Regions from separate parts of the Homo sapiens genome. Here region 1 is linked to region 2. The links are chromatin loops, found by intact Hi-C in ENCODE. Cell type or tissue: gastrocnemius medialis. All regions are shown on one strand. Each heading gives the region's core, and the rest is flanking DNA. Links, peaks and the distances in the headings are about the cores only. Region 1 has its middle 28 kb from the start of LINC00323. Region 2 overlaps MX1 (MX dynamin like GTPase 1).

Evidence for each region. A loop is a pair of places that touch in the nucleus more often than their neighbours do. Peaks named below come from ENCODE experiments on the same cell type or tissue, not always from the same donor. Only the 100,000 strongest peaks of a DNase experiment are listed, where the experiment ranks them.
Region 1: it touches region 2 in a loop (15-fold over the local background); 51 of 110 quality-filtered maps call a loop at or near these places.

Annotation. Positions count from the first base shown.
Region 1 is chr21:41,111,795-41,127,340 of GRCh38, forward strand. No RefSeq gene overlaps it. Among named protein-coding and RNA genes, the nearest start is that of LINC00323, 28 kb to the right of the region's middle. In gastrocnemius medialis, for the core only: CTCF peaks have their summits at 10,191 (motif pointing right) and 10,391; a DNase peak (open chromatin) is centred at 10,207.
Region 2 is chr21:41,451,327-41,466,872 of GRCh38, forward strand. It overlaps MX1 (MX dynamin like GTPase 1), which reads left to right. Exons shown (of 17, transcript NM_002462.5): 16 at 1,295-1,543; 17 at 7,202-7,886. The coding sequence ends at 7,432. It overlaps TMPRSS2 (transmembrane serine protease 2), which reads right to left. Exons shown (of 14, transcript NM_005656.4): 14 at 12,979-14,827. The coding sequence ends at 14,816. Among named protein-coding and RNA genes, the nearest start is that of MX1, 33 kb to the left of the region's middle. RefSeq lists enhancers at 869-2,068, 6,864-7,365, 8,558-8,647, 9,188-9,387. In gastrocnemius medialis, for the core only: CTCF peaks have their summits at 9,466 (motif pointing left) and 9,666; a DNase peak (open chromatin) is centred at 9,476.

The sequences.
Region 1 (15,546 bases), core at 8,676-11,175, 340 kb before region 2:
GCGTCCAGGGACAGGAGGATGAAGTGACAGACGCGTGGTGTGGGAGCAGCAGAGGTGTAGCACGGGCACGGAGCAGGCGTGGGCACCGAGGACCTGGGACAAGCCCATTTTAGGGGGAGTGTGGTGCATGATGGGAAAGGCTCCAGGGAAGGTAAGGACCAACAGGGGTGCACCGGAGTTAGCAGCTGTTTCATGGTAGGGCAAAATGGAACCCCAAGGACAGACAGCAGGGGACAGAGTGGGTGGAGAAGTGAAAGCCGTGGGTGGAAACAATGATCCCCAAGACTGGATGTAAAACATGGGGAATCAATTGTTCTGGGAAAGAACAAGCTCTGAGAGTGAAAAATTAAAGGGGAATGAGAAGAAAATCATTTGGGAAGGAGAAGGTTAGAAAATGGGGCATTTGCCGGGCATAGTGGCTCGTGCCTGCAATCCCAGCATTTTGGGAGGTCAAGGCAGGCAGACCACCTGAGGTCAGGAGTTCAAGACCTGCCTGGCCAACATGGCAAAACCCTATCTCTACTAAAAATACAAAAGAATAGCTGGGTGTGGTGGTGTGTGCCTGTAGTCTCAGCCACTCAGGAGGCTGAGGCACAAGAATCACTTGAACCCGGGAGGCAGAGGTTGTAGTGAGCCTAGATCACACCAGTGCACTCCAGCCTGGGTGACAGAGTGAGAGTCTGAAAAAAAAAAAAAGAAGGAGAAAGAAGGAGAAAGAAAGAAAGAAAGAAGAAAGAAAGAAAGAAAGAAAGAAAGAAGAAAGAGAGAGAGAGAAAGAAAGAAAGAAAGAAAGAAAGAAAGAAAGAGAGAGAGAGAGAAAGAAAGAAAGAAAGAGAAAAAGAAAGAGAAAAGAAAGGAAGAGAAAAGAAAGAAAGAGAAAGAAGGAAGGAAGGGAAGAAAAGAAGGGAGGGAGGGAGGGAAGGAAGAAAGGAAACAAATGGGGCATTAATTGAGGGCCACTGGGTGCCAGACTTGGGGGTACAGAGGGAAACCATGCACCAGGTTCCAAGGATTTCCATGATGAGGGGTATGGCCAGGTAAAAAGGGGAGGACAACCAGGAGAGGCAATGAAGGATACAAAGCAGGAAAGCACGCACCTCTTGCAAATCGAGGAACGAGAGAATGGGTTGCTAGTGAGAACAGGCATGGTGGGACCTTGCCTCAGTGCCCTTCATCCAATAATGCAGAACAAAACACCTCCTGAGAAGCACTTTGTGAGAAGTCTGCAGGAAGCTTGGCCTCATGGTGGAAGCAGGTTTCAGTTACGAGTCAAGCAGAGAGACTGAAGATGGGGTGTGCTTGTTTGCATATCAGGAACTTGGCTCCTGAGAGGTTGGTGGAGAGGTGTGTGGGGGGAGGGCATCGTGAGGCAGTGGGAAGCCCAGAGCAATGAGCCCTAGGGAGCATTCTGAATCCCCTTTTTGGGGGGCACAAGGATTTCCACAATGCCGTGGAGAAATCTCCATAGCTAGAGAATAAAACAATTACTTCCGGCCCTCAACACAAATGCCTTAAGTACAAACTTGCTTTGAGGACTTAGACTGTGTCATAAAATCACGTGAGAATTCCACATCCTGCTTGCATTAGATTCCTGTGGCTGCTGCAAAAAAAGAAAAATCCCACAAATTGGGTGTCTTAAGACAACGGAACTGGATTCTCTCGCAGTTCAGGAGGCAGCAGTCTGAGATCAAGGCGTCAGCAGGGTGGGTTCCTTCTGGTGGCTCTAGGGAAGAATCCATCCCCAGCTCTTGGTGGCTGCCGGCAGTCCTTGGTGTTTCTGTCAGACCCAGATAAGATCCACTCTGTCTAATGCAGGAGTTGGTCACAGCACTGGCATCGTAATGGCTGGGGGCACTGCTAGTGGGGAGCATTCCATGTGAACTTGCAAGACGAGCCTAATTAGGGAGTCGATTCACGGTGAGCTGCCAGGTGAAAGACACTCCTTGTATAGACACCACATGATTTCCAAGCTGTTCGCCGGAGACAGTACTTTGGCATTTCTCTGCCAGTTTCATTATTGCCCCAAGATGTGTCCTCTCCGGAGCACTGTGCTTTTTGGATGCAATTTTCTCATTGGTAAAATGGGAAAGTAGCATCTCACACTAACTTTGGGCCTCACTGTCAAGGATGTTAGTGCTTTAATCACTGGAATTTGGGTCATCACAAGGAGGCTTCAAAGCAAAGGCTTTGTGTCCTGAGAGATGGCAGACACTGGCATGTAGGAGGTAGCCCAGCTCACGCTGTTGAGAGCAGACATTTACTCAGCACACAACATTCTGGAAGCAGCTACCAAACCTGTGGGGGTGACCCAAGGGTCTCTGCAGAGAGAGAGCAGAAAGTGGGCTACTGGCTGGGACACAGCCTTCTTGTTTGACTAGCAATGCCACTGTTGCTTGTCAGCAACAGAATAAAACAAGACCCCCAAGTCTCCTAATTACTAGTAAGGGTGGTTTGGCTCCCCAGGCTGTCCTGCCATCACCCTAACTAGTGTCATAGCTTCCACTTCCTCCTCACCAATTCATCCTGCTTGCAGATGCCTGATTAATTATCTAAAAATGTACCTTTAGGCTGGGCACGGTGGCTCATGCCTGCAATCCCAGCACTTTGGGAGGCCGAGGGGGGCGGATCATGAGGTCAAGAGATCGAGACCATCCTGGCCAACATGGTGAAAACCCATCTCTACTAAAAATACAAAAATTAGCCGGGCGTGGTGGCATGCACCTGTAGTCCCAGCTACTTGGGAGGCTGAGGCAGAATTGCTTGAACCCGGAAGGCGGAGGTTGCAGTGAGCCAAGATTGCGCCACTGCACTCCAGCCTGGTGACAAGCGAGACTCTGTCTCAAAAATAATAATAATGGTAATAATAATAATAAATAAATAAAAATGTACCTTTAGACCAAGTCATTCATCCACTCAAAAATCATCAGCATCTTGACATGGTGTTCACAACTCTATAAGCCAACGACAAACTAATGTTTCAACTGTATCTCTATAATGCCAAGAATCTTTTGCTGCAGCCAACTCTCCAATGCAGGGGGTCCAGTACGGCTACAGCTGTGCAGGTTTCACACTACACATGTGGGATTGCAGTTCACATGTGGTAGACTGTGCAAGGTACCCACTGGCAAGTACTCACTATCCACTCTCCTCCCGCCAACCTCAAGCATGTCTTATGCCTTCCTTGATCCATGCTTTTGTTATTATTACATTGTTTATTGTTTTGTTGTTCTGGGATATGTTTTAATTTACAGAGGAAAAGTGTAATATAGGAAATTCCTCCATACGTTCTTACCTAGAATTAAACAATATTTATCATATTTAATATCTATAATATTTGTTTTGATTTTTTTTTTGAGATGGATTCTCACTCTGTCACCCAGGCTGGTGTGCAGTGGCACAATCTTGGCTCACTGTAACCTCCGTTTCCCTGGTTCAAGCAATTCTCCTGCCTCAGCCTCCTGAGTAGCTGGGATAACAGGCGTGCACCACCACATCCAGCTAATTTTTGTATTTTTAGTAGAGATGGGTTTTCACCATGTTGTCCAGGCTGGTCTCAAACTCCTGACCTCAAATGATCCACCTGCCTTGGTCTCCCAAAGTGCTGGGATTACAGGCGTGAGCCACCGCACCTGGCATGTTTTGGATTTCTAATAGAGCAATTAAAATATTACAGACGGAGCGGAAGTCCATTTCTTTTTCTTTTCTTTCTTTTTTTTTTTTTTTTTTTTTTTTTTTTTGAGACGGAGTCTCTCTCTGTCGCCCAGGCTGGAGTGCAGTGGCACAATCTCAGCTCACTGCAAGCTCTGCCTCCCGGGTTCACGCCATTCTCCTGCCTCAGCCTCCCGAGTAGCTGGGACTGCAGGTGCCCGCCACCACCCCCAGCTAATTTGTTTTTTTGTATTTTTAGTGGAGACAGGGTTTCACTGTGTTAGCCAGGATGGTGAAGTCCATTTCTTACCTATCTTTACCTCCATTCTTTTGCTCTCTCCTCCTCCAGAGTTGCCTCTGTTGTGAATTTGGCAAGCATTTTTCCAACCAACTTTTTAATCTTTCAAATATACACCTCATGCACAAAATTGGATCAGTCAAGAATCATTTGCACACAGCAAAAAACTCTCTGGCTAGTTTAAACAGAAGAATAAATGCATTAGGGCATTATGTCGTTCCCACTAGACTAGAGAAACATGCTGGGAGGGCATTCAGCCAGGAACAAGACCCCACATCACACCACCAGCTGCTCTGGTGAAAGAGCGAGGTTCCAGCTGGGTGCAGTGGCTCACTCCTGTGGTCTCAGCACTTTAGGAGGCTGAGGCAGATGGATCACTTGAAGCCAGGAGTTCAAGACCAGCCTGGCCAATATGGAAAAACCCCATCTCTACTAAAAATACAAAAATTGACCAGGCGTGGTGGCACATGCCTGTACTCCCAGCTACTCGGGAGGCTGAGGTAGGAGGGTCACTTGAACCCGGGAGGTGGAGGTTGCAGTGAGCGAGATCATGCCACTGCACTCCAGCCTGGGCGACAGAGCAAGACTCCATCTCAAAAAAAAAAAATAAATAAATAAAAGGTGAGGCTCCACTGCAGCCACAGCTGAACCCTGCCACTGGCTAGACCTTCTGAATGCTGCCCCGGAACCTGGACCCACGTGTAGGCACCCACCACAGCCAGCGGCACGATGCAGGCCAGCATCCCTGAGTCATCAGCTGCTGAGGAAGCCTCTGTGGCAGGTGGACCCAACAATCTAACTGACCAAACCAAGGGCTGGCTCCAAGCCTGACCAGAATGTACTGGAAGGAAGAGCTATGGTTTCAGGATTGTTTCATTTTATAAATTCTTTTTTTTTCTACTTTTCTTTTTATTATTATACTTTAAGTTTTAGGGCACATGTGCACAATGGGCAGGTTAGTTACATATGTATACATGTGCCATGCTGGTGAGCTGCACCCACTAACTCGTCATCTAGCATTAGGTATATCTCCCAATGCTATCCCTCCCCCCTCCCCCCACCCCACAACAGTCCCCAGAGTGTGATGTTCCCCTTCCTGTGTCCATGTGTTCTCATTGTTCAATTCCCACCTATGGGTGAGAATATGCGGTGTTTGGTTTTTTGCTCTTGCGATAGTTTACTGAGAATGATGATTTCCAGTTTCATCCATGTCCCTACAAAGGACATGAACTCATCCTTTTTTATGGCTGCATAGTATTCCATGGTGTATATGTGCCACATTTTCTTAATCCAGTCTATCATTGTTGGACATTTGGGTTGGTTCCAAGTTTTTGCTATTGCGAATAGTGCTGCAATAAACATACGTGTGCATGTGTCTTTATAGCAGCATGATTTATAGTCCTTTGGGTATATACCCAGTAATGGGATGGCTGGGTCAAATGGTATTTCTAGTTCTAGATACCTGAGGAATCGCCACACTGACTTCCAGAATGGTTGAACTAGTTTACAGTCCCACACCACACCTATTCCAAAATTGACCACATAGTTGGAAGTAAAGCTCTCCTCAGCAAATGTAAAAGAACAGAAATTATAACAAACTATCTCTCAGACCACAGTGCAATCAAACTAGAACTCAGGATTAAGAAACTCACTGAAAACCGCCCAACTACATGGAAACTGAACAACCTGCTCCTGAATGACTACTGGGTACATAACGAAATGAAGGCAGAAATAAAGACGTTCTTTGAAACCAACGAGAACAAAGACACAACATACCAGAATCTCTGGGACACATTCAAAGCGGTGTGTAGAGGGAAATTTATAGCACTAAATGCCCACAACAGAAAGCAGGAAAGATCCAAAATTGACGCCCTAACATCACAATTAAAAGAACTAGAAAAGCAAGAGCAAACACATTCAAAAGCTAGCAGAAGGCAAGAAATAACTAAAATCAGAGCAGAACTGAAGGAAATAGAGACACAAAAAACCCTTCAAAAAGTAATGAATCCAGGAGCTGGTTTTTTGAAAGGATCAACAAAATTGATAGACCGCTAGCAAGACTAATATAGAAAAAAAGAGAGAAGAATCAAATAGACGCAATAAAAAATGATAAAGGGGATATCATCACCGATCCCACAGAAATACAAACTACCATCAGAGAATACTACAAACACCTCTACACAAATAAACTAGAAAATCTAGAAGAAATGGATAAATTCCTCGAACATACACTCTCCCAAGACTAAACCAGGAAGAATTTGAATCTCTGAATAGATCATTTTATAAATTCTATTAAAACAAAGAAGAGCAGGTAGAAAGGATGCGTGATGCCCTATGGGCAAATTATAGTAACACAGTTGCTCGTTCCAAGTACATATGCTCTCAAATCAGAGTGAATTGTAACTAATGAAATGCACTAGTTCAGCACCTAATTTTCTGAAGCATAGACACACCATGTTGAGGCGTATGCAACTGTTATTTTTAATGTGAGGCCAGAGTTATTCCTGACATTTTTACCTTTGTTGGACTTCTTGAAACACCATAGCCTCGTGCCAACCAACATCAAGGATTTTTGACTTCTGGCTCTTCCTCCTTCCAGACGTTCTAGGATTCCAAATCTTAGTTACTTTACACCCTCTAGGAGCACACAGATTTCTGAATAAACAAATGTCTGTATAGAATGAATATGAAATTAATCTATCATACCAGATATAATGGTAATCAATGACCTAATGAAACCTGATCTTTGAAATGGTGTCAATCAACCAGACACTTGAGAGTTGGCCACTCGTTTCTAGCTTGCTAATTGGTAAATAGGTGTTTTTGTTTTTGTTTGAGACGGAGTCGCCCAGGCTGGAGTGCGGTGGCTGGATCTCGGCTCACTGCAAGCTCCGCCTCCTGGATTCACGCCATTCTCCTGCCTCAGCCCCCCAAGTAGCTAGAACTACAGGCTCCTACCACCACGCCCAGCTAATTTTGTTTTTGTATTTTTAGTAGAGATGGGGTTTCACAGTGTTAGCCAGGATGGTCTCCATCTCCTGACCTCGTGATCCGCCCGCCTTGGCCTCCCAAAGTGCTGGGATTACAGGCGTCAGCCACCACAGCCAGCCAAATGTGTGTTTTATACATGTCAGAGAGGGAAGCAATCACAGGGAGTAGCCCTCTCCTTACCTACATTCTGGGAAATGGTGGAAAGCCAGGGGAGGCTTTTGAGGGGAGGCGTGTTGCAATGTGCTCGGGACTTAGCCAAATCTGAGTAGAGAGGCACATTCAGTGAGAGCTCCAACCTGTCAGAAATGGCCATCTGTGTTTGCAAAAGGTTCTTCAGATGCTCGAATAATGAGGGAAGTAACCCATGCATGCTCCACTCACTGGGGTGGGGTTTGTTTATTGTTGTTTCTCAACAACAATAAACCACGTGACAGGTGTGAGGATCCTGCAGCATTTATTTCCGCCTGTAGTTCCTTCCCTTTCTAGTGCCTAGCTCCTCAGCTCTGCAAAACTTCTGGCTGGGAGGATTTTCAAAGCCACAGCCTTTTCCCAGCAGAGAAGTCACTCCATGCTCAGACCATGTTAGAAAACAAAACAGCACTGGCCAGAAGTCACCCAGATAGAAACGGTGCCCCCAGAGAGCCTTGAGGTCACACTAATGAAGTGTCAGCCTTAGAGGATATATATGCATGTTCCTCCTGCCTTCTTCTTTCTAATGAAGCTGGCATCCAGACCTCAAAGCCTCAGGACACGTCCTTCCTATCTTATCTTTATGGCCGTGGTAAAATATACATAACATAAAATTTACCATCTTAACCATTTTTAAGTGCACAGTTCATTGGCATTGAGTTCATTCACTTTGTTGTATCAACCATCATCACCTTTCACCTCCAGAACTTTGCATCTTCCCAAACTGTACTCTGTCTTCATTAAACACTAACTCCCCATGTTCCTCCTCCGCAGCCTCTGGAAGCCACCATTCTACTTTTTGTCTTTATGAATCAGACTATTCTAGGGACCTCATAGAAGTGGACTCATTCAGCATTTGTCCTTTCCCTTCTGGCACACTTCACAGAGCATACTGTCTTCAAGGTTCATCCATGTTATGCCCTGTGTCAGGAAGTCTTCCTTTTCATGGCTGAATAATATTCCATTGCATATAATACATTTGTTTATGCCTTTATCCATTCCTATTTATTTTTGTGTCAACAAGAAAGTCCAAAGAAAACAAAAAAATAAATAAAATGAGATAATTTGATCACACATACATAAGAAGAAAAAAATGGGATTGTTCTGCCCTATTTCATACCATCCTTGAGCATTCATGGAAGAGTAAGTCCCCGGCACTGACTCACACATCTCCATTCCATCTGCCTGTGGCTAATGCCAAGAGCATCATAGTAAAAACAAACAAACAAAAATTACCTTTTGTTTCCTGATACTCTGGGAATTAAATAACACATGAAAGTCTGTTCTCCACTAATAGGTGAGTGCAGAACAGCCCATCAGCTCCAGCTTTCCCTGTGATGGCTGTCTGAGAAGTGGTAATTGATTAGAGACTTGATAGGGAAGAAGAGACAGAGCTTTAAATCATGGGGCTTTTCTTAGGACAAATGTACCTTAATAGAGACTTTTGGCAGTGGAGCAAAAGGACATGGGTTACCTCCAGGACTGAGGTCCCCACAGGAAGGCAGAAAATGAAGGTGATAGAGAAACTCAGTGAAGGGCTGGGTGCAGTGCCTCACTCCTGTAATCCCAGCACTTTGGGAGGCCGAGGCAGGAGGATCACTTAAGCCCAGGAGTTCCAAACCAACCTGGGCAACATGGCGAAACCCCGTCTCTACTAAAAAAATATAAAAATTAGCCGGGCATGGTGGTGCATGCCTGTAGTCCCAGCTACTCGGGAGGCTGAGGTGGGAGAATCACCTGAGCCCAGGAAGTTGAGGCTGCAGTGAGCTATGATCACACCACTGCACTCCAGCCTGGGCAATAGGGCGAGACCCTGTCTCAAAAAAAAAAAAAGAAACTAAATGATCTCTGAGGAGCATGCGGGGAGAAGGGATGTGGACTAAAGGGTGTGCTCCACTTCTTGCTCTGGAACTTTGAAAGATGAGCAGGCCTGGCACTTGAGGCACAAACGAATTTTCACCCAGAAAATCTAAGAATCCATAAGGAAATAGAGCAACCCAGTTCACTAAGTTTTAAAAAAATGCATATCACAATAAAATATAAATATATTGGATGTATCTATAACGGATTCAATTATCAACTCATACACATAATTTTCTTATCTGTAAGGTAGGAAGAGTTGATAGATTTAAAATCTTTGGAATTGTAGGGATGCATTTGAGAATTTCATGCCAAGCTCCTGCTCTTGCAAAGACCCTCCTTCAGGTCTTCACACAGCCAGTCCCTTCCTGAGGCTCAGCTTCAGCTTCAAGGTCGCCCCTCAGAGGGCACCTCATGGCCGGCCCAGGATCTCTACCCCCCTCCCCCGCACCACCCGCATTCTGTTATATGCAATACAGTGTCCTGATCATTTCCTGATATTTTCTTGTATATTTGGTTATTTATCTAACTTCTCCCCCCAGAATATGAGCCTCATGAGCTCAAGGAGCTTCAAAGGAGCCTGCCCACCTTTATCACTTACCCCCCAGCACATGGAACAATGCACTCAGTAGGCACTCAGTGAATATTGAACAGTTAAGGAATTTTCCTGAAGGGCCGCGTATCCAAAGCAGATGGATGATTTCTTGATTTCTTTCTTTCTTTTTTTTTTCCTTTCTTTGAGGCAGTCTCACTCTGTCGCCAAGCTGGAGTGCAGTGGTGCAATCTCACCTCACTGCAACCTCTGCTTCCTGGGTTCAAGCGATTCTCCTGCCTCAGCCTCCCAAGTAGCTGGGACTACAGGCATGCGCCACCACCCCCAGCTAATTTTTGTATTTTTAGTAGAGACGGGGTTTCACCATGTTGGCCAGGATGGTCTCGATCTCTTGACCTCATGATCCACCCTCCTCGGCCTCCCAAAGTGCTAGGATTGTAGGAGTGAGCCACCGCGCCAGGCCCAGACGGGTGATTTCTTCAGTGACTTCCTTGGCAATGCTTTCTGTAACGAGGCGGAGTGTGCAGTGGACTTGAGTGTCAGTCTCCATGTACTGCCTCTCAGCAATGCCCACATCCTTCTGAACATGCTCTGTGATAAGCCACGGAATTGTTCTCAGTATTTCTCTCCTTCAAAGTGCGAGGCGAAGCTTTCCCAGTAGAGGGCGCTGGAGGGACACGCAGGAGAACAAGGCCGTCTGTTACTTCCAGCCGGACATAGGTGTGAGGACCACAGTGGCTCTGATATCTCAGCCTGGTGACATCCTGGCCTCAGCCCTCTCGACAGGGAAACCAAGCACCTGCGCAGCCCCCTGTGCTCTGCAGGGCCACAAGCCCCCCAACACCGCAGGGCCTGTGCTCATGAAGGTGCCCCGGTGGCTCCAGACCCGCCTTGTCGTGGCCAAGCCGGGGCACCTCCTGCCTCCCCTGGCTGACCACACCCTCTCCAGAAGGTCTGGAGACATTCCCAGCCCCTCCTTCCTTGGGCATCTCCCTGAGCCCTAGGACAGTGGTCCCCAGCCTTTTTGGCACCAAGGACCAATTTTGTGGAAGGCAATTTTTCCACAGACCCAGGGTTGGGGAGATGGTTTCAGGATGGTTCAAGCACCTTACGTTTATTGTGCACTTTATTTTTATTAAATAAAAATACATTGTAATATATAATGAAATATTTATTGTAATTGTAATATACGTTGTAATATAAAATGAAATAGTTATACAACTCACCATCATATAGAACCAGTGGGAGCCCTGAGCTTGTTTTCCTGCAAGTAGATGGTCCCATCTGGGGGAGATGGGAGACAGTAACAGATCATCAGGCATTAGATTCTCGTAAGGAGCGTGCAACCTAGATCCCTCGCATGCCCAGGTCACAATAGGGTTCTCACTCCTGTGAGATTTTAATGCCGCTGATCTGACAGGAAGTGGAGCTCTGGCAGTAATGCGAATGATGGGGAGCGGCTGTGAATACAGATGAAGCTTCGCTTGCTCACCTGCAGCTCACCTGCCGCTGTGCAGCCCAGTTCCTAACAGGCCACAGACTGATGCTGGTCCATGGCCAGGGGGTTGGGGACCACTGCCCTAGGGTACCCTATTGCATTTCCTTATGTCTTGTAGTTATTCTTTTATTGTGGTTAGTAGTTCTTTATATGAAACTTCCCCTGTTTTACCGACCCTTTGACCTCTCTCTCCTCACTGAGTTCTAACTGCTGCAACACGACCACTGTCTCCTTCTAACCACTGCAGCCCTGCCCTGAAGCATGTCAGCTGGAGAGAGAAAATTAGGGGACTGGTTTTCAGGACAAACGTTAATCAGCTAAACTTGCCAGTGTCTCTTTCTGTAAAATATGGTGGGGAAGGTGAAGATAACCTGCATGTAAAGATGAACTAGCAGCACTAGTTGCCAACCCTTATGGAGGGATGACCACCTACCAGACCCTCTTCTAAGCACCTCACCATATTAACTAATTTAATCCATGAAACAGTTAAGCCAAGTAGGTTACTAGTCTCAGCTCCGTCTTACAGATGATGAAACGAAGATGCAGAGAGATTGTGTAGTAAGGCCAAGGCCACCCAGACTACAGCAGAACTCGGACTGGAACCCAAGCTGGCTGAGTCAAGAACCCAAGCTCTTTATCCTTCACATAACAATTTAAACAAGTGCACACAAAACTGGAGACACCTTCTTTTAAAACTACCTTAAAATTAAGAGATATGCGTTAAACACATCAACCTGATTGCCAACGGAAAAGGGGAGAATGGGAGTGGGAGATGAGGGCAAAAAGAAATGACAAATTAATGAACGAATAAACAAAAATAAGAATGGGGACTTGCAAACGTGTGCATAGCTGTGATGCAGGGAGTGACGAGTGCAGCTAAGCCAGCCTCTGTGTGGGGCAGGTGGACAGGTGCATGGGGTTCCTAATGGCAGTGACAATGACAGTGTCCTCTGCATCAGAAGGACACAGGGACACAAAACCCCGATCAGATGTGGCAGGAAGGATTCTGGCCCTGATGAAGAGTCACTGAACCTGCTTGAGAACAACTCTCTGCTGGCTCCGTAGATTTACAAAAACAGAACTGCAAGAAGGTAAGCTCTATAAGGGCAGGGCATTTTGTTCAGTGTCTAGAACACAGCCTCAGATGCTCAATTTTTGCTGAATAAATGTGCAAATGGATGGACTAGGGGTCAGTGTCTCCCTGGGAGGTCACAGGCTACGTGAAAAAGCTGAGAGCTTGTAGCCAGGAGCATTCTCTAAACCCAGAGTGGAGGCAGAGGTCGAAATGGATGAAGGCAAAATACAATCCAGCCAACCGTCTACAGCAAGTCTCCTGCTTTTTTTCCGATTTAGAATGTAAAACTTTTAAAGAGCACATGTATTATCAATCATATTTTTACATTAAATCTGGGGATAAGCCCCCATTGGGTGTCCAAATAAGCTCTTTCCCACTTATCTTTTTACCCCTTGGAGGGGGCAGGGTACCTGAATTTTAATACTAAATTAAAGCAAGGAACTGATTTTAAATGTTAACAAGAAATTAGCATAAATCAAGCAAAGATGTTATCTTAGAAATAGTTCTGTTTGCTTTTCACTCTAGTCAGAAATAGGTCTTAGAACCTGCCCGGCATCTGGTTGCTAGAGCAAGCACTAAATTGATATGTGCCCCCACAAGGATGCCCTTAATAAAATTTTTAGAGAGACATTTAAAAGTTGAGCACACAGGAGTACTAAAATTGCCATCCACAATCCAAGCACATGACACGTTTTCTAAAGCTAGTGCTTCTTCTAGCACTAATTTTGTCTGTGTGACTTAACCAAGAAAAACTCCACACTCTCCCTTCTTTCTCTCCTATTTTCAGTTACGCCAGAAAAGATCAACTTGCAGCATGCCAGAAGGTCTTCCCTAGCTTTTCCAAGCAGCAGTTTGAATCTTATATAGAACATTCCATAACCACGGAACATTTGGTTCGCGACGCCAATTTCTTGAGGATGAGGAGAAACACAACTGCCTCTGCCAAGGTACCACCCTCTAGAGTCAGTAAGCCAATACTTACCACTTCATTTTAAAACCCATGCAGTGCTCACAGATGTGATTATATAATTACGATCAAATGGCAACCTGTGTGTGAGTCCTGAATCACTTGTCCTGGAATGGATAGGGCTATTTATAATCACAGCGAGGCTGGGGAACAGAGTAACTGCGGACAAAGGCAACTAATTTCTAGCCCAGAGGCTGAGGCCGAAAGGAAGCCTCATGATGGGGCGGCTGCCAGTTGTGAGCAGAACAGTTCACACCGGCCAGTGGCCACCGGTGAGTGACCTCGCAGAGCTGCAGCTTGAGAGCAATGGACAAGCCTTCCCAGGGAATTGTGAGGGAGCGGCTCTTAGCAATAAACCACCAGCTAGCCCTGGCACAGAGAGGTGAGGCTGAAAAGAGCCCTAAGGCATCTTTTCTTGTATTCACTTGCTGGGTTCAGTATTTTGGCTCCTTACAAAAGCACAGATTCCAAACGAGGAGTTTTGGAGGGGGCAGAGGCTCAGTGATAGGAATAAAATAGTTATTTTCATATTCACAGAGCTGAGTTTTATTTCCAAGGAGGGAAAATTGGGAACTAAAGCAGGCAAGCAGTTTATTCCCCAGAAGGATTACTGCAAGGACTTACCTGCATTCAGTGGCCAGTTGAGCACGCGGGCCAAGCTGGGCTACAGTAAAGCAACGTCAGCAGAGGCGTCTATCATATAGAATGCATTGGACAATGGTTTCCATTACAATTAACAGAGTTAATTACTCTAGAATTTCTGCTTTAAAGATCTCTGACTTTCGGCCAGGCGTGGTGGCTCACACCTGTAATCCCAGCACTTTGGGAGGCCGAGGCGGACTGATCACCTGAGGTCGAGAGTTTGAGACCAGCCTGACTAACATGGAGAAACCCCGTCTCTACAAAAATACAAAATTAGCCAGGTGTGGTGGTGCATGCCTGTAATCCCAGCTACTCAGAAGGCTAAGGCAGGAGAATTGCTTGAACCCAGGAGGCGGAGGTTGCAGTAAGCCGAGATCACGCCATTGCACTCCAGCCTGGGTAAGAAGAGCAAAACTCCGTCTCAAAAAAAAAAATCTCTGACTTTCTGACTCCACGGAATGGAGCTAATATTTGAAAGACAGATGTTGGAGAAGAATTATCTTAGCAGACATGAGGAAAGACCTGACTCTCCTGTCAACGTAATGAGCTCATAAATACCTCCACCCCTTCACCGTGTGTCAAGAGAATGAGACGGCTCCTTCCAGACCCTGTGCCCAACTAATATTGACACTCCAGATCCCTTCCTCGCCTTTTTTTTTTTTTTTGGTTATGATATTCAGCTTTTTTTTTTAACCTTTTATTTTTTTTAATTGACAAATAATAACTGTACATGTTCATGGGGGTACATAGTGATGTTTCTGGTTTTTTGGGTTTTTTTTTTGAGACAGAATCTCACTCTGTCGCCCAGGCTGGAGTGTAGTGACGCGATCTTGTCTCACTGCAGTCTCCGCCTCCCAGGTTCAAGTGATTCTCCTGCCTCAGCCTCCTGAGTAGCTGAGATTACAGGCACCCACCACCATGCCCGGCTAATTTTTGTATTTTTAGTAGAGACAGGGTTTCACCACATTGGCCAGGCTGGTCTTGAACTCCTGACCTCAAGTGATCTGCCTGCCTTGGCCTCCCAAAGTGCTGGGATTACAGGCGTGAGCCACCACACCCGGCATGATATTTCAGTATGTAAAAGGTACAGTGATCAGATCAGGGTAATTAGCGTAACCATCATCTCAAATATGTATCATTTATTTGTGTTGGGAACATTCAATGTCTTCCTTCTAGCTATTTGAAACTGTATTATTGTGAACTAGAGTCATCCTACAGTCCTGTAGAATACTAGAAAGTATTCCTCTCCTCTAGCTGTAATTTTGTAACCTTCCACAAATCTCTCCCTCCCCCTCCCTTCCCCCTACCCTTCTCAGCCTCTAGCATCCTCTGTCCTACTTTTTACTTCTATGAGATCAACTGCTTTTTTGCTTAAAGGGTTCTCATTTCATTCCATATATAACTAGCCAAAAATCATTTCAAAGAATTGTTAGCTAATTATCACTAGGCCATTAATATTGAGCAACCCCAATTTCCTTGGGATTTATAAGGCACTATAAATTAGTTTCCTGTGGCTGCTGTAACAAATTGACACAAACTTAGTGGCTTCGAATAACAGAATGTGTCCTCTTACAGTACGGAAACTCAGAAGTGTAAAATCAAGGTGTTGGCAAGGCTGCACTGCTTCTGGAGGTTTTACAGAGGGATCCATTCCTTGTCTTTCTGGGGCCTGGGGGCTCTGCACTCCTTGGCTCCTGCTCCCTTCCTGCATCTTCCAAGTGCATCCCTGCAACCTCTGGTTCCATCCTTACAGCTCCTTTTTCTGCTGGTGTCACTATTGTCTGCCGTTTCTAAGGAGGTTGTGATCACACGGAGCCAACCCAAA
Region 2 (15,546 bases), core at 8,322-10,821:
TTATTTCAACTTTATTGTATACTTTTAGAACAGCAAATAACATCACTCACTAGTGCTTCTTCTGATGTTACCGGTGATGTCTGGTTAAAAGCAATAAAGGAGGGAGTGCTTAAACGCACAGAACAAGAGATCCACAGTTAGCGGAGAAGATTATCACATCTAAGGGCAATGGCTCCAAATCCAGAAACTCACTGAGGAAACTACATATAAAAATAGAATATTTCTGGCCCGAGTGGGCATGATGAGCCTGTAATCCCAGCACTTTGGGAGGCTGAGGCCGGTAGATGACTTAAAGCCAGGAGTTTGAGACCAGCCTGGCCCACATGGCAAAACCCCATCTCTACTAAAAATACAAAAAAGTAGCTGGACGTGGTGGTGCATGCCTGTAATCCCAGCTACTTGGGAGGCTGACACTTTAGAATTGATTGAGCCCAGGAGGTGGAAGTTGCAGTGAGCCAACATTGCATCACTGCACTCTAGCCTAGGCGATGGAGCGAGACCCCGTCTCAAAAAAAAAAAAAAAAACAAACAAAAAAACTTTCCATCCAGAGTGAGGAAAGAGCCTACAGGAAATGAGCCTGGGGGACAGACTGGGCCAAGAGACCAGACTTAGCCACTCTTAGAAATAGGTGTCCCCGGCACAGATGAGGAGCCTGGCCCCATGATTCACCAGCTGGAGGCCTTGGGATGTGCCACTTCCAGCCTGTGCCCCTGACTCCTCATTCATAAAAGAAGACTGATAAGGCCTTCCTCAGAAGGTTGAGATGGACGTGGAGTAAGATGTTTAGGATGCACCTGCCACTGTGCACTGTGCCTCTCCTCAAGGCCTGGAGGGTCCAGGGGTGAAGTTTCTCCTCCTCAGGTTTTGGCAACCAGTTTCTCTAAACCCCGGGAACATAAAACATAATTTTCTGACTTAAACATGGCTTTCCTGCTCATCCCTGTGGATTATCTGATGGATATGACAATCCTCGCCATCAGATATAGAAGCCCCTAAAAGAGAAAGGAAAGAAGCTGAGTTACGGGGCCTGAAAGCAAGCCTGTGCAGGTCCCCAGGCCCCGGGATGGGGGTCCGGCCCATCTGTGGCTCAAGCCTCCTGGGAAGCTCTGACCCTCAGCCAGGGCTAGAAACCTGCCTTAGATACACCAGGGCGCGGCCCAGAGGGCTGTTCCAGGAAACGTGCTGTTTCACTCACGTTGGGTAACCTGGTATTTACGGACTTCTTACCTACTTTCCTGTGACTCAGGAATTTGTGTCTTGAGGGAAACTGTATTTATTTATTTTTTACTGTAGTCCAAAATTGAAGACATTAGAGCAGAACAAGAGAGAGAAGGTGAGAAGCTGATCCGCCTCCACTTCCAGATGGAACAGATTGTCTACTGCCAGGACCAGGTATACAGGGGTGCATTGCAGAAGGTCAGAGAGAAGGAGCTGGAAGAAGAAAAGAAGAAGAAATCCTGGGATTTTGGGGCTTTCCAGTCCAGCTCGGCAACAGACTCTTCCATGGAGGAGATCTTTCAGCACCTGATGGCCTATCACCAGGTACGTCTTCGCGTGGTTCAGGATGCCAGCTTCCATTCTTTCCTTTTCTTCTGAACGCCTCTCTCTTTAGTCTTGCTCTCTCTGTAGGTGACGTTGGTCAGCTCTGTCGTTTACCTCCTTGTTAGCCTCCTGTATTAGTCCATTTTCATGCTGCTGATAAAGACATACCTGAGACTGGGCAATTTACAAAAGAAAGAGGTTTAACGGACTTACAGTTCCACATGGCTGGGGAGGCCTTCTACCATCACGGCAGAAGGCAATGGGCACTTCTTACCTGGCGGCGGTGGCAAGAGAGAGAATGAGAGCCAAGTGAAAGGGGTTTCCCCTTATCAAACCATCAGATCTCATGAGAGTTACTCACTACCATGAGAACAGTATTGGAGAAACTGCCCCCATGATTCAGTTATCTCCCCCTGAGTCCCTCCCACAACAGGTGGGAATTATGGGAGTACAATTCAAGATGAGATTTGGGTGGGGACACAGAGCCAAACCATATCGCCTTCGTAGAAGCAGCTCAACCTCAGACAGAGAGATGGTGGCTTAGAGCCAGTGACATCTGGTTTTGATGGCTGTCTAGCTCTGGCCAAGTTACTTAACCTCTCTGAGCCTCAGCTTTCTTTGTAAAATGGTGTCTCCTCATAGATTCTAGTGCATATTCCAGGAGACGAGTGTGGATGATGATAATGGATTGCTAATGGAAAAACCAAACTCTGTTAAAATATTTGAAAGAGGTTTATTCTGAGCCAAATATGAGGGACCATGGCTCTGGGAACAGTCTCAGGAGGTCCTGAGGAAGTGTGCCTGAGGCTGTCAGGATGCAGTTTGATTTTATACATTTCAGAGAGGCAGGAATTGTAGGTAAAATCATAAATCAATACATGGGAGGTGTACTTGCCCTCCCTAAAGAGGCAGGACACCTTGAAGGAGGGGGAGCTTACCGGTCATAGGTGGGTTCAGAGATTTTCTGGTTGACGATTGCTTGAAAGAGTTAAACTTTGTCTACAAACTTGACATCAATAGAAAGAAATGCCTGAGTTAAGGCAGTGTTAGAGGCCAAAGGTATGTAGATGAAGACTCTGGGTAGCAGCCTTCAGAGAGAATAAATGGTAAATGTTTCTTTTCAGGCCTTAGAGGCAGCAGGCTCTCAGTTAATCTCTCCTAGATTCAGGGAAGGCCTAGAAGGGGAGAGGTCTGACTGCATTAATGGAGATTCTCTACAGGTGCAAATTCCCCCCCCACAAAACATGGCAGGGCCATTTCAATCTGTTGGTCCTGTTACAGCCGTTTCAAAATATGTCCACAAAATATATTTTTAGGTAAAATATTTGTATTTCCTTTAGGGTCTGCAATCTGTCTTGTGATGCTATACCAGAGTCGGGTTGGAAAGTAAGCCATTTTATACTGAGTTCATGGAAACTCATCCAAGGAGATTTCATGGTTTGTGGGGTGTGTGTGACTTAACCCCTGCCTCACATGACTTTATAATATGGTATCTTACTACTCCAGAGTCTTTTTGGCCAACCTTATGATCTCAATTTCAACCTAAACTCCAAAAGGGCCTGGCTTCTCTTCCTGTTACGGCCAGGAATTCAGATTTTCAGGTTTCTCTGGGGTCCACTTGGCCAAGAGGGGGTCTGTTGAGTTGGCTGGAAGGCATAGGATTTTATTTCTGGTTTACAACAATTTCCTTAGTGCAGCATTGGAATGCAATGGTAGCAGACTAAATGGAAGCTATCGCGTAGACACATGCTTTGGTTGATACTGCACGATTCAGTTAACCTGAAGTACAATCTAATTCATCCTAGGGAAGGAGGCAGTGAACACAGACACAACTCAGGTAGAGCCCTTGGGATGTGTAAACACCTGAGGAGGTAAAGCAAATTGTAATCTCTCGGTTTATCAGATGTCCCCATTGCCTTACTATTTGGATGCTTTAAAGCAGGGCCTCTCAAACTCCACCCAGCACAGAGGCCTCCTGGGATCTTGTGGAAATGCAGATGCTGATTGCAGGTCAGGATGAAGCTGAGATTCTGCCTTTCTTTTTTTTTTTTTTTTGAAACCGAGTCTCACTCCATTACCCAGGCTGGAGTGCAGTGGCACAATCTCAGCTCACTGCAACCTCTACATCCTGGGTTCAAGCAATTCACCTGCCTCAGCCTCCCAAGTAGCTGGGATTACAGGCTTACCTTGCCACCATGCCTAGCTATTTTTTCTATTTTTAGTAGAGATGGACTTTTACCATGTTGGCCAGGCTGGTCTTGAACTCCTGACCTCAAGTGATCTGCCTGCCTCGGCCTCCCAAAGTGCTGGGATTACAGGCGTGAGCCACCATGCCTGGCCTCTGCATTTCTAACGGGCTCTCAGGGGTCACCATACTACTGGATAGAGGCCACACTTGGAGGAGCAAGGCTCTAAACCGAGGGTCAACATCCATTCCTCCAGACACTGGGAGCTGCATGCACGTGAGTGAAGCCAGTTAAGGGGAAGACAGGCATGCACATCAGCTTCTCCTGCAGCCAAGCTCACACCTGTCCGCTGCTTCCACTGCCTCCTAGAATGAACAGTTACCTTGAGAGTAGGTGAGGCATATACATGCACAGAATCCAAACAATAGGATGAGTGACAATGGCAGAGGAGTCTCCGAGCCAAGCAGCTCCCTGGACAGAAGCAGCCCTTCTCCGGGTTCATTTCTGTCCTCCGAGGCTGACTCATGCACTCAAAAGCTCCCATGCATATACATTTTATAATGGTTTTTACACAAAGGTTAGCAGAGGAGTGGACGTGCTGCTCTGTACCCTGCCTCTTTTGCTGTACCTGGGAGATTGTTCTGCCTCAGTTCTGATGGGGCTGCCTTGTTCTTTTCAATGGCTGCTGAGTATCCCATTTTATGGATGTGGTATATTGAGCCAGCTCCCTTTAAGCGAACAGTTTGTTTGCAGTCTTTTGCTAATGCAGGTGTGTTGCTGTGAATAGGTTTGTTTGTATATCATGTATCTGGAAGCATCAATTCCTAGAAATGAGATTCCTGGTATATTAGGATTGTGCAGGGAAACAGAACCACAGATATATGTATGTAAAGAAGTATATTTCAGCCAGGCATGGTGGCTCATGCCTGTAATCCCGGCACTCTGGAAGGCTGAGGTGGGTGGATCTCTTGAGGCCAGGAGTTTGAGACCAGCCTGGCCAACATGGCGAAACCCGGTCTCTACTAAAAATACAAAAAAATTAGCTGTGCATGGTGGCCCATGCCTATAGTCCCAGCTACTTGGGAAGCTGAGATATGAGAATTGCTCGAACCTGGGAGGCAGAGGTTGCAGTGAGCCAAGATCACACCACTGCACTCCAGCCTGGGTGACAGAGCGAGACTCCATCTCAAAACAAACAAACAAACAAAAAACAAAACAAAACAAAAAACAGAAGGAAAGAAAGAAATATATGTATATTTCAAGGAATTGGCTTCTGCCATTTTGGGAGCTGGCAAGTCCAAAATCCCAGGGCAGGCCAGCAGGAAGAGCAGGCCAGAAATTGCAGCAGGAGCTAAGGCTGAGTCCACAGGCGGAATTTCTTCTTTTTAGGGAAACCTCATTTTTCTTCTTAAGACCCTCAACTGATTGGATGAGGCCCATCCACATCATTGAGAATGGTCTCCTTCACTTAAAGTCAGTGGGTTACACATGTTACCCACATCTACAGAATACCTCCGCAGCAATACCTAGATTCGTGTTTGATGGAATCACTGGGGACTCGAGCCTAGCCAAGCTAACACATGAAACACACCATCACAGCTGGGGAAAGGATGGCTTATTTTAGACTGATAAAGATGACCCAGAGAAGGCCTGCTCCATCCACACTGGCCGCTTTAGTCTGCACTAAAGTTGTTGGTTTTTTTTGTTTGTTTGGTTTTTTTTTGGTGACAGAGTCTCACTCTGTCGCCCAGGCTGGAGTGCAGTGGCGCAGTCTCAGCTCACTGCAACCTCTGCATCCTGAGATCAAGCGATTCTCCTGCCTCAGCCTCCTGAGTAGCTGGGACTACAGGCACGTGCCACCACACTCGGCTAATTTTTGTTTTTTCAGTAGAGACGGGGTTTCACCATATTGGCCAGGCTGGTCTTGAACGCCTGACCATGTGATCCATCCGCCTCAGTCTACCAAAGTGCTGGGTTTACAGGCGTGAGCCACCACGCCCGGCCTTGTTGGGGTTTTTTGACAGCCTAATAGGTGAAAATGACATCTCATTACAATCTTAATTGGCATTCTCTTATGACAACAAGCTGGTACATCTTTTTGTGTGTTGAGGGTTATTTCTATTTCTTGCTCAGCAAACAGTTCATCCAGGAAGAGCTTCTTGGTGAGATAGTAGACCTCTGCGATTTCTGTTGCAGACGATCTACATTTTGTCATTTGCTTTGTCATTTTTGTCTATGGTGGTTTTAGACTATGCGTAAGTTTTCTAGAGCAGAAACTCAAGTTGGATTTGGGCCTCAGTGGTTATTGCCATACTTTAAAAGGACTTTGTCTCCCTGAGATGATAAATGAGGTGGACAATATTTTCTTTAAGTAATTTCTTATTTTAACTGTTACATGATACCTTTGGCCCATTTGGAGTTCTTTGATGTCAAGAATGAGGCAGGATCCAGATGGCAGCAGAGGTCCCAGTCCCATCCTGGAAGGGTCGTCTAGTTCCCACTGGTACTCCACACGCCCACTCAGGCACTCACTTCCCCTCTGCGTTGGGTCTTGTCTGCAAGACTCTCTTATGTTTTACCATCTAGTGCAGCCAGCACCCCCACATCACCCTCACTTTTTCTTTCTTTAAATTGTGCAGAAATATTCATCATGTCTATTTTGCCATCTTAACCATTTGGGGGTACATAGTTCAGTGGCATTAAGTACATTCATATTGTGCCAGCATCACCAGCAGCCATCTCCAGGACCCTATCACCTTCCCACACTGAAACTCTGTCCCCATTAAACACATTCCCCATTCCCCGCCCCTGAATCCCTGACAGCTACCATCCTACTGTCTGTCTCTGTGAATTCAACTAACCTAAGTACCTCATAGGAGTTGTGACTGGCTTGTTTCATGCAGTATGATGTCCTCATCCAGGTGGTAGCAAGTGTCAGAGTTTCACGCCTATTTATTTATTATTATGAGACAGAGTCTTGCTCTGTCGCCCAGCCTGGAGTACAATGGCGCGATCCCAGCTCACTGCAGCCTCCCCCTGCCTGGGTTCAAACAATTCTCCTGCCTCAGCCTCCCATGGTGTGCCGCCACACCTGGCTATTTTTTGTATTTTTAGTAGAGACGCGGTTTCACCACGTTGACCAGGCTGGTCTGGAAATGCAGTTTTTGCACTGTCTGCCTGCTTACCTTTATAGAGCATATTTTGCCCTCTTCCATCAGAATTACCCATTTAATGGTCAGGAAAAGCTGCTGGGAATATGACTCATAGCTGGGACATTCTCTGCACTGTGCATAGTTCCTCTCTGCCACCACCATGGAGGAGATTGATGGGTTTGAAACCCAGGGGAAGGTCATTGCCCTGCGAGGGTCTCCCTCATTGAGAATCTGGATCCCCTCATGTGCACATGGTGAGGTCAGAGTCCCCTCCTCACAGTGTCCCCTCCACCCTCCCGTGAACTGTTCTTTCCTTCCAGGAGGCCAGCAAGCGCATCTCCAGCCACATCCCTTTGATCATCCAGTTCTTCATGCTCCAGACGTACGGCCAGCAGCTTCAGAAGGCCATGCTGCAGCTCCTGCAGGACAAGGACACCTACAGCTGGCTCCTGAAGGAGCGGAGCGACACCAGCGACAAGCGGAAGTTCCTGAAGGAGCGGCTTGCACGGCTGACGCAGGCTCGGCGCCGGCTTGCCCAGTTCCCCGGTTAACCACACTCTGTCCAGCCCCGTAGACGTGCACGCACACTGTCTGCCCCCGTTCCCGGGTAGCCACTGGACTGACGACTTGAGTGCTCAGTAGTCAGACTGGATAGTCCGTCTCTGCTTATCCGTTAGCCGTGGTGATTTAGCAGGAAGCTGTGAGAGCAGTTTGGTTTCTAGCATGAAGACAGAGCCCCACCCTCAGATGCACATGAGCTGGCGGGATTGAAGGATGCTGTCTTCGTACTGGGAAAGGGATTTTCAGCCCTCAGAATCGCTCCACCTTGCAGCTCTCCCCTTCTCTGTATTCCTAGAAACTGACACATGCTGAACATCACAGCTTATTTCCTCATTTTTATAATGTCCCTTCACAAACCCAGTGTTTTAGGAGCATGAGTGCCGTGTGTGTGCGTCCTGTCGGAGCCCTGTCTCCTCTCTCTGTAATAAACTCATTTCTAGCAGACACTGCTCTGCCATGTTTTGTATTTTGGCGAGAAGCCTGAAACTAGCAGGTAGGGTGCAGTGGAGCAGTGGACGTAAAGCTGCCCTCTGTGGCGGGGCCAGGTAGGAGCAAGCAAAAGAACAGGGTCTGATGATTTCCTAGAGACTGGAGGGAAATGGGGGAACACACTTTAAAAAATGAAACAATATGAAGCCAACGGTGCTAACTTAATAATGTGCATTGATCAAATGTCCAATTTGTTGAGTCACTGGGCACCTGGCATGGAGTTGAAAAGCACAAGGCCCAGTCAGGAAGCGGTTGCCAGGCCAGGTGCGATGGCTCACGCTGTAATCCCTTCACTTTGGGAGGCCGAGGCGGGTGGATCACCTGAGGTCAGGAGTTCGGGACCAGCCTGACCAATATGGTGAAACCCTGTCTCTACTAAAAATACAAAAATTAGCTGGGTGTGGTGGCGTGTGCCTATAGTCCCAGCTACTCAGGAGGCTGAGACATGAGAATTGCTTAAACCCGGGAGGTGGAGGTTGCAGTGAGCCCAGATCGTGCCACTGCACTCCAGCCTGGGCTACAGAGCAAGACTCCATCTCAGGGAAAAAAAAAGGTTTCCCAGTGGGACTTTACCTGCAGAGGCTGTGGCTGGGGGAGCGGTCTGGGAAGCAGAGAAGGCGGAACACTAACCTTGGAGGAGAACCTGACTGAAGTTCTCTGGTCTAGCCTGGTTGGGGGAGACTCGAGCCACACTCCTACGCCCTGACTCTGAGAACCATGGCTCCCAATCAGTGCTGCTGCTGGGCCTCCTCACCATGAGGCCAGGGCAGGCTCAAGGGCAGGAAATCGAACAGTGGACTAGATGGATGGGGCAGGAGAGGACCGGACACTCTGTCCCTTAAGGGGAGAGTTGAAGGATCAGGATTGCCCCAGCCTAGGAAAGAGAAGGCCAAAAGGCAACAAGAGAGATGAAGTGTGAGCACCAAGGTGTGACATCCTCTGGGGAGGTATATTCTAGATGATCAGTGTGGGGAATGGGGGTACTTTCTACAGAGGGGCCCCCGGATGGCATGGCTTCCTCAAGAGCTGTGAGGTCCCAGGCAGTGGGGGCATCAGGCCAAGCTGCACAGCTGCTTGTCAGGTTGGGGGTGGGGGCTGGACCAGCAACACCATCCTCTCCCCTCTGGACCACGCCCCCCCATCCCAGATCTCTTCTGACTCTTGGGACTGTGTAATTTTCAATTCTTCGGGAAGTTTGAGAATACATTTATAAGAGAGGATGTCCGGAGAGCAGTGGACATTTCACAAGCCCAGGTCAGCAGCTGCCGCTGGGCAGCAACTTTATGGTTCCCCCAGGTGCTGAAGTGCACCTGCAGGTTGACTTGATCTACTGTTAACAGAGGGTGATCAGTTTGACTCATGCTTAAGGGAGAGACGACACCAACACACACACAGAGGTTTGCAAGAGTAAGGCAGGGTGGATCCAAACATTCTTAATTCAATACTAGGCACGCGTTCTCGCAGTGGACATGGCCCAGGTCCTCTGGCTGTGTTGGTGCATCAGACAGCTCGGCCCTTCCATGAGGCAGGTGCCCTCTCGTGGCAGGCCTGGGAAACTTCTCCACTACAAGACGTCCCTTCCTTCCACCACCACCCAAATCAGTCTTCCACTTGCCTTAAGTTTCTGCTGCACGGGAAACAGAGTCAGAGGTGTCAAAGTGTTGCACAGGATTCTATTTTGCTGTTGTTAGAATTTTGCTAGTGATAACCAGAGAGGATGGAGGAAGAAAGTTGACAGTATGTGTCCCAGAGAACAGCAATTTCAATTTCCCCAGCAGAGTGAACCTGCTGGGGATGCCCCAAGGTGCCCGCAAGGATGTTCCTTTCAGCCAAAATGAACATGTGTGGTGATCCCCCAGGCCTGTCCTAACTAGTCATCCAGAGCCGAGAGGGGAGTGGCCCCAGCGGCCAGAACTGGGAGAGAGCCCTGGAGACCACTTTGTGTGACTCCTTCCTGCACTTAGAGGGGCCCTGAGTTCAGGCAAGCAATGGAACTGCCCCTCCCTACCCACCCCTCCATTCCCAGCCATGACGGGCAGCGCTGGCATCACACCCTGCTCTCCGGCTTCCGTGGCCTGCCCTGTAAGTGAGGCAGGAAAATCGAGTCTGGAGGCAGGAATGTAAGGCTGATTCACACTTCAACTCTAACAGGGACTATCCCCTCCACAGGGAGTATGCCGAGTAAATGACTTTGTAACTTTACTTTATCCTCTTCATTTACATAGGGCCCCCAAAGTAACCAATGGAAACCTCTAGAGGGTATTTAAACCCCCCAAAAACTGTAATGGGGCCATTGAGCCCCTAGGCTCGGGCCGCTCCCACCCTGTGGTGTGTACTTTCATTTTCAATACATCTTTGCTTTTGTTGCTTCATTCTTTTCTTGCTTTGTTTGTGTGTTCTGCCTAATTCTTTGTTCAAGACACCAAGAACCTGGACACTCACCACCAGTAACATAAGCACTGGCTCAATGGTCCATTGACCTGTGCAGAACAGACAGGATTATAATGATGTCTGCTCAGGGACCTTCACTCCAGGCACATCTGGGGCTCAGGGGACCCCATAGGATGGGGCTGAGTTAGGAGCAGAGCAATGACAGGGCCAGGAGTGTATTGAACAAACCAAAGTAGAAAGCCCCAGTTTTCTGGAACCCAGGGTCTGTCATGCTGCAGGTGCTTAATAAATGCTGTGGTGCCATCCATGTGAGATGTGACTTGCTCCTCCTTGCCTTCCACCGTGATTGTGAGGCCTCCCCAGCCATGTGAGACTGCAAGTCCAATAAACCTCTTTCTTTTGTAAATTGCCCAGTCTTGGGTATGTCTTTATCAGCAGCGCAGAAATGGACTAATACAGTAAATTGGTACCAGTAGAGTGGGGCACTGCTGTAAAGATACCTGAAAATGTGGAAGCAACTTTGGAACTGGGTAACAGGCAGAGGCTGGAACAGTCTGGAGGGCTCAGAAGAAAACAGGAAAACGTGGGCAAGTTTAGAACTCCCTAGAGACTTGTTGAATGTCTTTTTTTTTTTTTTAATTAGATAGAGTCTCTTTCTGTTGCTTAGGCTGGAGTGCACTGGCACAATCTCAGCTCACTGGAACCTCCACTTCCCTGGTTCAAGCAATTCTCCTGCCTCAGCCTCCTGAGTAGCTTACAGTAGATCATGGGCACCTACCATCATGCCTGGCTACTTTTTGTATTTTTGTAGAGATGGGGTTTCACCATGTTGGCCAGGCTGGTCTTGAACTTTTGACATCAGGTGATCTGCCTGCCTTGGCCTCCCAAAATGCTGGGAGTACAGGGGTGAGCCACCACGCCCAGCCTTTTGAATGGCTTTGACAAAAATGCTGATAATGATATGGACAATGAAATTCAGGCTGAGGTGCTCTCAGATAAGAGATGAGGAACTTGTTGGTAACCGGAGCAAAGGTTACTCTTGTTATGTTTTAGCAAAGAGACTGGTGGCATTTTGCTCCTGCCTTAGAGATTTGTGGAACTTTGAACTTGAGAGAGATGATTTAGGGTATTTGGTGTAAGAAATTTCTAAGCAGCAAATCATTCAAGTAGAGACTTGGGTGCTGTTAAAGGCATTCAGTTTCAAAAGGGAAACAGCATAAAAGTTTGGAAAAGTTGCAGCCTGACAATGCAATAGAAAAGAAAATCCCATTTTCTGAGTAGAAATTCAAGTCAGCTGCAGAAATTTGCATAAGTAATGAGGAGCTGAATGTTAATCCCCAAGACAATGGAGAAAGTGTCTCCAGGGCATGTCAGAGGTTTTCACAGAAGCCCCTCCCATAACAGGCCCAGAGGCCTAGGAAGAAAAAGTGGTTTCATGGGCCAGGCCCAGGGTCCTTGTGCTGTATGCAGCCTAGAGACTTGATGCCCTGCATCCTAGCCACTCCAGCCATGGCTGAAAGGGGCCAAAATAGAGCTTGGGCTGTGGCTTCAGAGGTTGCAAGCCTTAAGCCTTGGCAGCTTCCATGTGATGTTGAGCCTGCCAGTGCACAGAAGTCAAGGATTGAGATTTGGGAACTTCTGCCTAGATTTCAGAAGATGTATGGAAACGCATAGATGCCCAGGCAGAAGTTTGCTGCAGGGTGGGGCCCTTATGGAGAACCTCTGCTAGGGCAGTGCAGAAGGGAAATGTGGGGTTGGAGCCCCTACACAGTCCCTACTGGGGCACTGCCTAGTGGAGCTGTGAGAAGAGGGCCACCATTCTCCAGACCCCAGAATGGTAGATCCACCAACAGCTTGCACCATGTGCCTGGAAAAGCTGCAGACCCTCAACACCAGCCCATGATGCAGCCAGGAAGGAAGCTATACCTTGCGAAGTCACAGAGGTGGAGCTGCCCCAGACCATGGGAACCCACCTCTTGCATCAGTGTGACCTGGATATGACAGATGGAGTCAAAGGAGGTCATTTTGGTGCTTTAAGATTTGACTGCCCTGCTGGATTTTGGACTTTTAAGGGGCCTGCAGCCCCTTTATTTTGGCCAATTTCTCCCATTTGGAATGGCTGTATTCACCCAATGCCTGTACCCCCGTTGTATCTAGGAAGTAATTAACTTGCTCTTGATTTCACAGGCTCATAGGTGGAAGCAACTTGCCTTGTGTTGGATGAGACTTTGGACTGTAGACTTTTGACTTAATGCTGAAATGAGTTAAGATTTTGGGGGACTGTTGGGAAGACCTGATTGGTTTTGAAATGTAAAGATACGAGATTTGGGGGGTGCAGGGGCAGAATGATATGGTTTGGCTCTGTGTCCCCACCCAAATCTCATCTTGTAGCTCCCATAATTCCCATGTGTTGTGGGAGGGACCTGATAGGAGATAATTGAATCATGGGGGTGGGTCTTTCCTGTGCTGTTTTTGTGATAGTGAATGGGTCTCACAAGATCTGATGGTTTAAAAAATGGGAGTTTCTGTGCACAAACTCTCTCCCTGCCTGCTGCCATCCATGTAAGATGTGATTTGCTCTTCCTTGCTTTCTGCCATGATTGTGAGGCCTCCCCAGCCATGTGGAATTGTAAATCCAATAAACTTCTTTCTTTTGTAAATTGCAGTCTTGGGTATGTCTTTATTAGGAGCATGGAAACAGACTAATAGAATAATAAGAAGGAGTCATTTGAGGGACCTCTCCAACAGGACAGGCTGCAGGAACTGAGGGCACCAACCACAGGAGCACCAAGTCTGGCCTTGCCTCACCTTTGGTCCTCTGACCAGCAGCCTCAACATCACCCCCTTATAAGGAAATGGAGGCTGGTCCTACTCACCAGGCAGAACTTCAAAGATGCAGTAGTTACTTTGAAAAAAAAATTGCATAATTTATTTGCATGATATTCATTTTCACAATTGAACTTTACAGTTTAAAAAAGATACAAAAAAAGACAAACAGTTGTTCACATAAATAAGAAGGGGCAATAAAGAAGGAAGACGTTTTCACCATTACAACACCTTTTAGGATGTGTCTTGGGGAGCAAGCACCTTACAGTGCCAACTGTTTCCAAGGTCCCTGGGAATGCTGCTCTCTACAGAGGCATGTGCACAGACAGATCCTGCAAATGGGATTGCATGACTTTCCATTTCAAGGTTAAGTCCTAGCTGTAGAATCATTCATTTCATTCTTGCAAACCAGCCTGCTTGGCCAGGAGGCAGAACCATGGTAGAGTAGTGCTCATGGTTATGGCACTTGGCAATGCAAAAGGGACCCTTCCCCTGGTTGGAAACCCACAGCATTGGAAGGGACCACAGAGAGTCCAAAACAAAACACATCTTTCTCTTCTTCGCCGCCACCATGGGCACTTTGCTTCAGCACATTCATTTATAGAACGTTAAGTCAGGAGCCAGTCATTTTGTCAAAGCAGCTGAAATAGGCCACCACTCTTACTTGGCAAAGATGATACAGTTTCAAAGAGTTAAATGAAGGTGGACTACTTGGAGACATCAAAAGCTAAGTTTCCAGGAGCACTGAGGTAGCAATGTGTAGAAACATAACATGGAAACAGTGTACCTTAAACTGAGCATCCTTGATTTCCCCCATGGACCTCAATTTCCAGTGACTAGCAGGCCTGAAGAGGCCAACATGGTGCCAGACTTGGCGCCCTGCCAGGACCAAGGGGCATGTGCACTCTCCAGGGTGCTAGGAGCAGGGTCAGGGAGGATGAGGAGGAAGGCTGAGTCTCCCTCCCAGGAGCCCCACCCAATGTGCAGGTGGAGACCTGCACCAGGAGTGCTCAGGGCAAGTTCCTTTTCAATTGCTTCCCTCGCACCAAGGGCACTGTCTATATTCTCACCCCATAAGAACAAAAATGTTTCTGTTCCCCTTACAAGTGACTACCACGTCACCACCCATGAAGGGCTGGTCCCTTTATTTCTGGCCACCATCCAGGGCTGCTAAGGCTCTAAGAACCCATCAGCAAAATCCCCTTGTGGAGAGGTAGGCTGGGGACACTACCAAGTGGCCCCAGAGGGCAGCCGCTGCAGGTGCCACCTGGCTGTCTCCCTTTCCATGTCTCTCCTTTTTCATCTCAAGTCATCCAGCAGCTGAGAGGTGACAGCTCCATGCTCATCCAAAATTGGCCCCTGGAAAGGACTCAGCAGGAAGATCTCAATGGGGCAGCCTCCACCCCTCTCCTCCACACTTGACCGCCAGTGCCCACAACCAGCCGGCCATCACCCCTTGCGGACAAGGGGTTAGGGAGAGCAGGCTGGGCAGGGGAGCCACTGCAGCCTGCACAGAATGGCAGAGAGTGCCAAAGCCAGACAAGTTCACTGTTTAATAAAAATGAAGTGACCTCTGAATCATCTCTAAGAGTAAATCATGCACGGGGAAGCAAAACCAGCCCCATTGTTTTCTTGTAAAACGACGTCAAGGACGAAGACCATGTGGATTAGCCGTCTGCCTGTTCAAATAGGAAAAAAAAAAGTGTGTTATTTTCTTAAGACAAACAAAGGTGGAAAATAATTTTTTCCTCTAGGTTCGCATGAAGCACTTAGAAACCAAATAAGCAAGCTTAATAGCACAAAGGGATCATTCTTCTCTCCAACGTGTTGGTCAGAGTCAGGCTGAGCATGGCGGGGCAGGAGCTCCGGAAGGAGCGGGCAGCGGATGTGGAGGCCGGCACAACAGGCATCTCTTCAGCAGAGTCTGGGCCTCCCCCGGCTGCTCTCCTGCCACGCAGCCCTTCCCTCCCTGCACAGCCATGCGGACCCACCTGCAGCCGCCAAACACACCTGGATCATTTCCTAGCTCCATCCTGGTGCGAGTCCGCCCCTCAGCCTGGCTGACCATCCCAGCCCTGCCAGCTTCCCTCCTGCCCTGCCTCCTCCTCCTGGGGTCATCTGTTTCTAGCACTGGGCCCTGGGCCAGGTGACGCCCCCTGGGCCCCATGGTCATGGGAAGGCCCTGAGTCCCGCGTGTCATTTGAAGGAGACACAGGTCGGGCCTCAGCGGGAAAGGCCCCCTGGTTCTGCTCCTCCTTCAACAGACTGGGCATCTGGGAGATTTGGGAGAAGACAGAATAGACTGCTTTCTTCCACTAGTAGCCCAGCCCCAGAAAGCACAGAAATCTGAGAAAACTATACGTCTGAGGTCCTGGAGATGAGAAGATCTGGTTCTCAC